2 separate regions of the Homo sapiens genome follow, and region 1 is linked to region 2. The links are chromatin loops, found by intact Hi-C in ENCODE. Cell type or tissue: heart left ventricle. All regions are shown on one strand. Region 1 has its middle 170 kb from the start of CT66. Region 2 overlaps AUTS2 (activator of transcription and developmental regulator AUTS2).

Region 1 (5,000 bases), 460 kb after region 2:
TTTGTTTTAAGTTTTCATTTCTGCGTTCTTCCCCCTTCATTCAGTCTCGTAATGATGGTCTCAAGTAGTGCCAGTAGTAACTGCCCTAGTGACGATCTCAAGTAGTAACTGGCAAACCATGGCACCAGGGCACGGGCATCCTTGACATGCAGCTTTCAGAGAGATCCCCGGCCCTATTTGCAGCGGCTCTTTGGATTTGAGGCCATTGCTTCCAGCTCCTGGAGGAACCTCTCAGAAATAGACACTGGCAGAGTTCAGGTTCTACATCTAGTTGGAGAGTAATCACATCAGGAAAATCTATTACATGCATCCCACACCTGGTAAATTGAGTGGTGGGGAGGCGTGCTAGGTAGAGGGGTTCGGAGGAGAACCCTTTGGCCTGTGGAATAAGCTCATATGGGGTTCTAGTATGACTCAGCAAACTCCTGGATGGCATGCCTTACTTTGGTCATAGCTGGGCTTTACATTCGAGTGAGAAAGATAGACACTAAACAAGGAAATACTTGAGTAAGAGTAATTCCGGGCTGGGCACAGCAGCTCACTCCTGTAATTCCAGCACTTTGGGAGGCAGAGTTGGGAGGATCACTTGAGGCCAGGAGTTTGAGACAAGCCTTGGCAAGAGAGCAAGACCCTGTCTCTACAAAAAACTAAAAACAAACAAAAAACTCACGCCTGTAATCCCAGCACTTTGGGAGGCCAAGGCGGGTGGATCATCTGAGGTCAGGAGTTCAACACCAGCCTGGACAACATGGTGAAACTCCCTACTAAAAAAAATACAAAAATTAGCTGGGCATGGTGGTACACGCCTGTAGTCCTAGCTACTCGGGAGGCTGAGGCAGGAGAATCGCTTGAACCCAGGAGGCAGAGGTTGCCATGAGCTGAGATCACACCACTGCACTCCAGCCTGAAAGACAGAATGAGACTCCGTCTCAAAAACAAACAAAAAAAGCCAGTCATGGTGGTGCTTGCCTGCAATTCTAGCAACTCAGGGGGCTGAGGCAGGAAGATTGTTTGAGTCCAGGAGTTGGAGGCTGCAGTGAGCCAAGACAGCACCACTGCACTCCAGCCTGCGTGACAGAGTGAGATCCTGTCTGGGAAAAAATAAATAAATAAATACTGAACTGTAGCAAGGGCTAAGGAGAAAATAAAAGTGTGTTAGATAGAGCAAGGGTGATGGGAGGTGGGCAGGGACAACACTACATAGGAAAGAAGGCCTGGTGGTCACAGGTGGCATGTTGAACAGATACTCAAACAAGGGGCTATTCTAGTGTCCCAGTTGCCTTGGGCTCATGCAGACAGTGCTAATCTCCATTTACCACTAATCTTTAGCTCTCTCTGCCCTTGTGTGAAGTACATGCATGCATGCGGGTGTTGAGAGTAAAAATCCTTTGATGCCGAGAAGCCACACAGGCGTGGACCTGCTTCGCCAAGCAGAAAGCGGGAGAGTGACGTGATGTCACGCAGAGCTTGGTCCTGCTGGAGATTTGGGGAAGTCTCAAGGAAAGGTGAGAGGGGGCCACTGCTCCCAGAGAGCTATTAGAATCGCGATCAGACACCCTGGCTTGTCTTTTCGGCTCTGCCGCTTGATAGTTCTCTGCCCCTGGGCAAATCAAAGGACGTCCCCAAGCAGCAGTCCCCTCTGCCTTAGAACAGGAAAGACACCAAGCTCAGAGGGCTGCTTTTATGGTTCAGGGAGCGGGCACGTGCAAAGCTCTTGGCAGAATGCCGGCCTGTAGTAGCTGCAATGTCATCCCTCCCTCCCTCCCTTCCTTCTTTTCTTCCTTCCTCTCTGCTTCCCTTGTCTCCTTTTCCTTCCTTCCTTTCTTCCTCCTTCCCTCCCCAGCAAACCCAGGAAGGCCTGATGACAGAAGAGTCGTAGCTGTTCCTGGTCCCAAATGAGAGGCGGATAGAGCCCCCCCAACCCTCTCCCGGTGTTCTGAGGCCTGTTAGGGGAAATCTGTGAAACGTCGGACCGCCTGGGTGATTTCGCTTGTGCTTGTCCCTGAAACAGACAAGACATCCTTTTGATTCTGTTTCCTCTCTCCTTTAAAAACACGCAGCACCTTGCAGTTGGACCCAGAGCCTTGTTTGATCCCTGCTTTATCTTTCTCTAGCCTGGGCTTTGGGCTGCCTTATTTGGGATCTCAGGGCAGGAAGAAGAGCTTCTAGGGGAGTGGGGGGTTGGGGGGGACGCGCGAAGCACTCCTCCTTTCCAAAGCAGGGCTGGCGCGCGTGGTTCTTGGCTCGCCGGCAGCATGGATGAGTGAGCTTAGCTGTTTTTGGCAGCGATTTCCTGATTTACTTGGCCTCAGCTGGATCCCTTTATTTTAGCTAAGAGGGCCTGTTATGTCCTCATTTCATGGGGGAGGGGATACATACACATGAGCCTTAGAAATAGTATTTTTTGAGCACCTAATTTTTTTCGTTTTTCGAGTCCTGATGCTGCACTCTCGCCCATGCTGGAGTACAGTGGCACAATCATAGTTCACTGCAGCCTCAACCCTCCTGGGCTCAAGTGATCCTCCTGCCTCAGTCTCCTGAGTAGCTGGGACTACAGGCATGTGCCAGCACACTCAGCTAATTTTTTTTACTTTTTGTAGAGATGGGGGTTCTTACTCTGTTGCCCAGGCTGGTCTCGAACTCCCGGCCTCAAGCAATCCTCTCACTTCAGCCTCCCAAAGTGCTGGGAATGCAGGCATGAGCCACTGTGCCCAGCTTGAGCGCCTATTATAAGCCTGGCTCTACACAAAGTAAACCTGTGGAGGTACTAGATATGGGAAAGGCTAGGACTGTGGGTACAAGAGCAGTTAGGAGAGCTTTAAGGGGGAGGAGGACTTTGCTTAGTTGCTAACAAGGTCTAGTTCGCCAAGCACTTACTGAGCATCTATTATGTGAATGGACTATGGCTCCAGCTCCCAAGTAGCTCTTGGTTAAGTGGAAGACAGAGAAAAGAGTAAGAAATCACAACACACCAAGGCAAGTTGTATAAAGGAGGTGTTGTTTTTTTGTTTTGTCTTGTTTTGCTTTTTTTGATGGAGTCTTGCTATGTTGGCCCGGCTGGAGTGCAGTGGTGCAATCTTGGCTCACTGCAACCTCCGCCTCCGGGTTCAAGCAATTCTCCTGACTCAGCTTCCCAAGTATCTGGGATTACAGGTGTGCACCACTACTCCCAGCTAATTTTTGTATTTTTAATAGAGACAGCGTTTTGTCATGTCGGCCAGGCTGGTCTCAAACTCCTGAACTCAGGTGATTTGCCCACCTCAGCCTCCCAAAGTGCTGGGATTACACACCAAGGAGGTTATATGGGGATACCAGGAAGGGAATAACTGAGTAAAGCTGGAAGAGTCCCTGTCGCTCCCTGGCATGGAGGATATGGACATGGGGACATCAGAAGCTGGGGAGAGGGATGGTACAGACAGAGGGTGAGGGCAGAGCTCCTGGGCAGGGGTGAGAGCCAGGGTATTTAGCAAGCTGGCCACTTGCTGGACCATACCCTATAACTTATAATTGCTGGAGGGGCTGGGATAGTATGAAGCTCTTGGGCTAGTGGCTGTTTACCAATGGATGCCGTGTGTTTGTGTCCTGGTGCATATCAGTGGAGTGTCAGCCTGCTGCGAGGTGAAAGAGAAATGACCCCAGGGAAAAGTGCTGGTGATGTGGGCTGGCTGAGCCCAGGGGAGTGGTAAAAGATGATGTTGAAAGGTAGGTGAACACTTGTGCATTGTTGGTGGGAAGGTAGATTAGTTCAGCCACTGTGGAGATTTCTCAGAGAACCAAAAATAGAACTACCATTCAATTCAGCAATCCCATTACTTGGTATCTTCCCAAAGGAAAATAAATCGTTCTACCAGAAAGACACCTGCACCCACACGTTCGTCACAGTGCTATTCACAATAGCAAAGAGATGGAATCAACCCAAGTGCCCATCAATAGTAGATGGGATAAAGAAAATGTGGTACATATGCACCACAGAATACTATACAGCCATCAAAAAGAACAAAATCATGTCCTTCGCAGCAACATGCATGCAGCTGGAGGCCATTATCCCAAGCAAATTAACACAGACACAGAAAACTAAATACTGCATATTCTCACTTATAAGTGGGAGCTTAAACCTTGGGTACACATGGGCATAAAGATGGGAACAACAGACATTGGGGACTACTTGAGTGGGGAGAGAGGAAGCAGGCAGGGGCTGAAAAAGTCCTATTGAGTACTGTGCTCACTACCTGGGCAATGAGATCAATAGAAGCCTAATCCTCAGCTGCACACAATGTACTCTTGTACCAAGCCTACACATGTACCCCTGAACCTAAAATAAAAATAGAAATTTAAAAAAAAGGGTAAGAGGGGACCAGAGCACAAACAGGCTTTTATGCTCAGCTGAGGAGCGTGGCCTTCAACAGAAAGCGGGTGGGAACTGTGGGAAGGTTTCCAGCAAGGGGGGCCCTGGGAGTGGGGGTTGCATTTTGGATGGTTGGCCTTGAGGCTCTGGATGAAGTGAATTGTCCAGGCAGGGAGACCCATTAGGAGCCTTTTCCAGGAATCCTTGAAAGAGGTAAGGAGTCCAACTGAAGGCTTCCATGGTGAGGAGGGAGAGGGGCACGGGTTCAAGAAATATTTACAAAGCGGGGCGCTGTGGCTCACACCTGTAATCCCAGCACTTTGAGAGGCCAAGGTGGGTGCATCACCAGAGGTCAGGAGTTCGAGACCAGCCTGGCCAACCTGGTGAAACCCCATCTGTACTGAAAATACAAAAGTTAGTTGGACATGGTGGCAGATGCCTGTAATTCCAGCTACTCGGGAGGTTGGGGCAAGAGAATCGCTTGAACCTGGGAGGTGGAGGTTGCAGTGAGCCGAGATTGCACTATTGCATCCAGCCTGGGAAACAGTGAGACTCCATCTCAAAAAAAAAAAGTTACACACACACACACACACACACACACACATTTACAAGGGCAAACCCCAGGACTGGTGATTGCTTGGAAGTGCAAAGTGAG
Region 2 (5,000 bases):
CAATAAATACATAAATAAAGGAGTCAACTAGTTAAAACATCCAAACCTATAAAGCACAATACTGACTTTAAAATAGTCTAAGCTGTCTCTAACATACAGTGTAGCAAGCCAGAAAGGGTGATAGAAGCAGGAAACCAAGGAATCTAGTGTGCACTGCTGGTATACACGAAGGATCACAGCAAACAGCAAGAAACCCCAGAAAAGGGGAAAGGCCTTATCCTTAAGAGTAAGAAGATATCAAAGATAACAGTCCACAAGGCAAATAAGCAGCTTCTGGCCTAACTTCCAGCTGCTACCACTGCAGACGATTAACCCTCTGCCATCGGAGAGGTAGCTCTCCTGAGGCAATGAGGATGTGGTGAAAAGTGTTTCAGGGGACAAGTCGAGATCAAAGCAAGCGCACATGGCCATTGATTTCACAGCCTTGCATGCTATGCCTAACACATAGTAAATGTTCAATGAATGGCTGCTGAATTGAATTCCTTTGTCCAGTGTCCACAACCTCAGTCAGCTATGCCAGGCATCTGCTCAGCTCAAAAATGTTCTGTGTTTAGTCTCACATTTAACCAAAATAGCTGCCATAAAGAGACACTCAGGAATAATGGCAACACTAGCAGAGGGAGCCAGGTGAGTTCCATCATGGGCTGCTTCTATATAATGTGATTAAATTGTACCACTTCTAAGTGTAATATAAAAACTCCCCACAGGGTATAAAGCTCCTTTCTTTGTCACACAACCCACCTACTGCCCTGCATCATATGCATGTAGAGGATCAGATTAATAAACAAATGATGCTTAATAATGTATCCACTGTGCTTTTAAAAAAATTATGCCATTCTCTTTGGAGACCAAATCTTTCATACTGAAGGTGCTTCCAAAGTATATTGAAAATTATGTGTAATTCCATACAAATGTGAATTAATATTTATGAGAGTATGCTATAATTTTTTCCAAATCCATTTTATTTTCATGTAGCATATTAATCAAGGAATTCTCACTGCACTGCAGAATAGCTACACAGAGCAAATGGACCCCATGCCGTGACATTAGCTTGTAAGAGACCTGCTGAAGTCTTAGCAGCAGTAGTACAATCATCTTAGCTCCAATTAATATTGAGATTTTCCACTCGGGGGGGGGGAAGAAGAGAGAGAGAGGATCAAAGTGTGTCTAGAGGTGGTGGCTTAAGAGGTAAGAAGAAATGAAGAGTCTATAACAACTTTTTATTATGTAACAGGTTTATATTTTCAGAGACTAGAGATTATCTTTATTTTTTTCAAAGATCTACCTTTATTTATAAATTACTATATAGATTTTTTGGTACAAATCCTGAATAAACCAGACCACTCTTTGTTCATTCCCTCTATAAACAGGTACTGACTGCTTACCATTTATAAAGTAAAATAACTATTTAATTTTTTCAGACTGTCTTGGAGAAAAATGACAAAAACTATCCATTATAAGCATTAAGAATCAAAGACAAAGACTGATCATAAACTAATCATCTTATCAACAGTCACAAGAGTTGTGTACATGACTACATGCCTGTGTAATTGTTTGTAAATATACACCCACCAATGCTTTCCTCCACCACCAACCAACCAGTAGCACTAATTTAAGAACTTCCTTAAGGAAACCTGGGCAGTCTCTAGTATTGCTATAATATGGGGAGGGAAATTATCTGGTATATAAAAAAACTTTTTGGGATCAATGAATGGCAATTTTCAAAGGCCTGTTGATTCATTCGTCTACCATGATCTAGGATAGTGGTTCACAAGAGAAACTGTCCATCAGAATTACCTGAAGAATTTTTTGAAAATAAGATGATTGTAGTCCATATTCTGCAAGGAAAGCATGAGCAAATGAAGAGTGGCAGAACACGCCACCCCAAAACATGCTATTTAGGCCTAAGGATTATTTTAAAGCTAAAGGCACTTGAAAAATAGAAACAAAAGAGATAGGAGAAAAGAAACATTATCACCAGAAACACCTGAGATGGGAAAAAACTCTCATGTGAAAGATGATCTCCCTATAGTAGGAAAGAAGAAATTTTCTCGTTTCTAGACATGGGGAGTCCAGAAAAATTTGTACCAACAGATCTTACTAACTCTTATCTTCCTTTAGCCACATCATTTATTTTAGTTACTTTTCCACAACGGCCACTCTGTTCAACCTACTAAATAAGGATTCAAGATTTGCCACTTTTTGGGTCTTCACTTTCCTGTGGGGGCTCCTATATATGTGTCAAAATCCATATGCTTTTCTTCTGTTAATCTATTTTACATCAATTTAATACTCAGCCTCAGCTAGAGACCCTAACAGGGTAAAGATAAAAAAAACTGCCTCCCTTACACAAGCACTAGGAGAGAAAGGCAGGAGGGCAGAAGGATAAGAAAGAAATCTGTTAAAAAAAAAAAAAAAAAAAAAAAAAACGCTTTAAGGCATTCATTTGACAGTCATAGAAGAAGCAGGAAAGAAGGCAAGAAAGCCAGGGAGCCACCAACAAGAGGCTGGCTGAGAGGCAAAAAGATTTAGACATATTGGCTGTCAATAGAGGGGGTAAGTGTACAAGCCATGCACAACAGATGTGAATAGGTTTGGAGAATAGTTGAAATTATGTGATTTTTAGGTCACTGGTGATGGAGGGCAGGGTCACAGTAGCACATATATGGAGAGGCTCAGAGACTGACAAAGGCAATTTCCTTCAACACCCCGCCTTCTTCAAAATAGGCGATCTTGCTCTTGACTTTCCCTTCTCCCAAATTACAATCTTCCACCAAAGGCCTCCTCGCCACTCTTGAATTTCAAAATGAGATGGTTCAGTGTTGTGCAAACTAAGGGAGAGTAACAAATAGCAGATGAAACACTATGTAAGCTGCAGGGCTCCATTTGCTGATTACAGATGAAGCCAGAGACAATAGAAAATGAGGGCACAATTTGTCTGCCTTGCATGAAGTGGGTTATAGAAAGTCTCCGCCTGATTTTTCCAAGCAAACTAACCTGAGGGCAGTCCATCACTTACAAAGTATTTGTGGTATATGTGTCTGCATGCACCCAAATGCATGTATATGTATGTGAGGGGCTTGCAATTTAAACTGAGCCTCTTCTGTTAGTTATCTGATCTTAGAGACCTTAAAGAAAATAACAAGCCAGGAGAAAAAGAAAAAAGTGCTTTGCCTGTCCCCAATGACACAATGACATAATGGCTGTGTCCTGTCATTTTGGTCTGTCAAGTCCCTTGCTGGTTTATTGTATACCATTTGTACTTGTTTTTGAATGGTTTTACAAACACTGATTCTACCAATAATGAGTCTCCAGTGATAAGAAATGAAAAATTAGAAAACTAGTAACTAGATAGATATGTTCACAACAGTCCCCAACTTTGGACTTTTGAGCAAATGGACTTTATGAACAGATTTTCAGAGCCTAAACTTTTTAGAAAGTAGAGAAGACTACTATCTGTAGGAATGTACAAGGCATCCAGGATGGCATTCAAACATTAATCCCTAAGATTCACATCTTTTAAAAACAAATATCAAAACACCTACTATGTGCATACACATTGCCATCTGTTGGAAATATCTAAGAAAGAATTCCTAAACTCAGGCTGCTTATCCAGGGAAACAGGCTAATCAGTGAACTATTATAGTAAAGTAGGTTAGAGGAGGAGCAAGTCAGGTGCTCTGTAGTGCCATCTTTCACACCACATTAAAATTGCATCACTATATTGGCATAAAGATAGAAAAACAGATCAAAGGAACAGAATAGTCCAGAAAGAGACCCACACATATATCAACAACTGATTTTCAGGCAAAAGCTATTCTACAGAGAAATAAGTTTTTTAAACAAATGGTGATAGAATAGGTAATCATATGCAAAATTTTAATCCACACTTCAATCTAAATAGAAAAAACTAACACAAACTATATTATAAACCTGAATGTAAAACCTAAAACCATAAAATTTCTAAGAGAAAACTCTTGTAATCTTGGGTTAAGCTAAGATTTCTTACTATGACACCAAAGGCATAATCCATAAAAGAATAAATTGATAAATTACACTTCAAGAATTAAAATTTTGCTCTTCAAAAGATACTGTCAAGAAAATAAAGTGACTGTTCTGTGAGTTACCAGGAGAGTAAAAGATACATAAATAGATAAGCCACAGAATGGAAAAATATTTTTTAAAATGTGTATCTGATAAGTTTTGTATACAGAATATATTAATTTAATAAATTCTTGGGCCAGGTGTGATGGCTCACACCTGTAATCCCAGCACTTTAGGAGGCCAAGGCAGGCAAATTGCCTGAGGTCGGGAGTTCGAGACCAGCCTGGTCAATACAAAAATTAGCTAGGTGTGGTGGTACGCGCCTATAGTCCCAGCTACTCAGGAGGCTGAGCAGGAGAATCGCTTTAACCCAGGAGGTGGAGGTTGCAGTGAGCCGAGATTGCACCACTGCACTCCAGCCTGGGCGACAGAGCAAGATTCCATCTTAAAAAAAAAAAAAAAAAAAATTCTCAAAACTAAAAAAGGAAACAACCCAATTTTTTAAATAAGCAAAAGATTCAGATACTTTGCTAAAGAAGATATCTGGGGCCAGGTGTGGCAGCTCATGCCTGTAATCCCAGCACTTTGGGAGGCCAGGGCAGATGGATCACAAGGCAGGAGATCGAGACCATCCTGACTAACGGGTGAAACCCTGTCTCTACTAAAAATACAAAAAAATTAGCTGGGCATGGTGGCATGCACCTGTAATCCCAGCTACTCGGAGGCTGAGGCAGGAGAATCGCTTGAACCCAGAGGGCAAAGGTTGCAGTGAGCCGAGATTGTGTCACTGCACTCCAGCCTGGATGACAGAGAGATACTCCATCTCAAAAAAAAAAAAAAAAAAAAAAAAAAAAAAAAAAAAAGATATCTGTCTGGAAAGTGAATGAATACATAAAACAATAGTTAACATCAGTAGTCATTAGGGAAATACAACTTAAAACCACAATGAGATACCA

Evidence for each region. Peaks named below come from ENCODE experiments on the same cell type or tissue, not always from the same donor. Only the 100,000 strongest peaks of a DNase experiment are listed, where the experiment ranks them.
Region 1: a loop joins it to region 2, with 2.3 times the contacts of the local background. A loop is called at or near these places in 2 of 110 quality-filtered maps.

Annotation. Positions count from the first base shown.
Region 1 is chr7:69,427,273-69,432,272 of GRCh38, reverse strand. No RefSeq gene overlaps it. Among named protein-coding and RNA genes, the nearest start is that of CT66, 170 kb to the left of the region's middle. In heart left ventricle, no CTCF peak of the experiment used is centred here; DNase peaks (open chromatin) are centred at 1,712 and 2,212; H3K27ac peaks cover 180 bases.
Region 2 is chr7:69,891,682-69,896,681 of GRCh38, reverse strand. The region is part of intron 1 of AUTS2 (activator of transcription and developmental regulator AUTS2); the gene reads right to left. Among named protein-coding and RNA genes, the nearest start is that of AUTS2, 300 kb to the right of the region's middle. In heart left ventricle, CTCF peaks have their summits at 2,359 and 2,558; no DNase peak of the experiment used is centred here.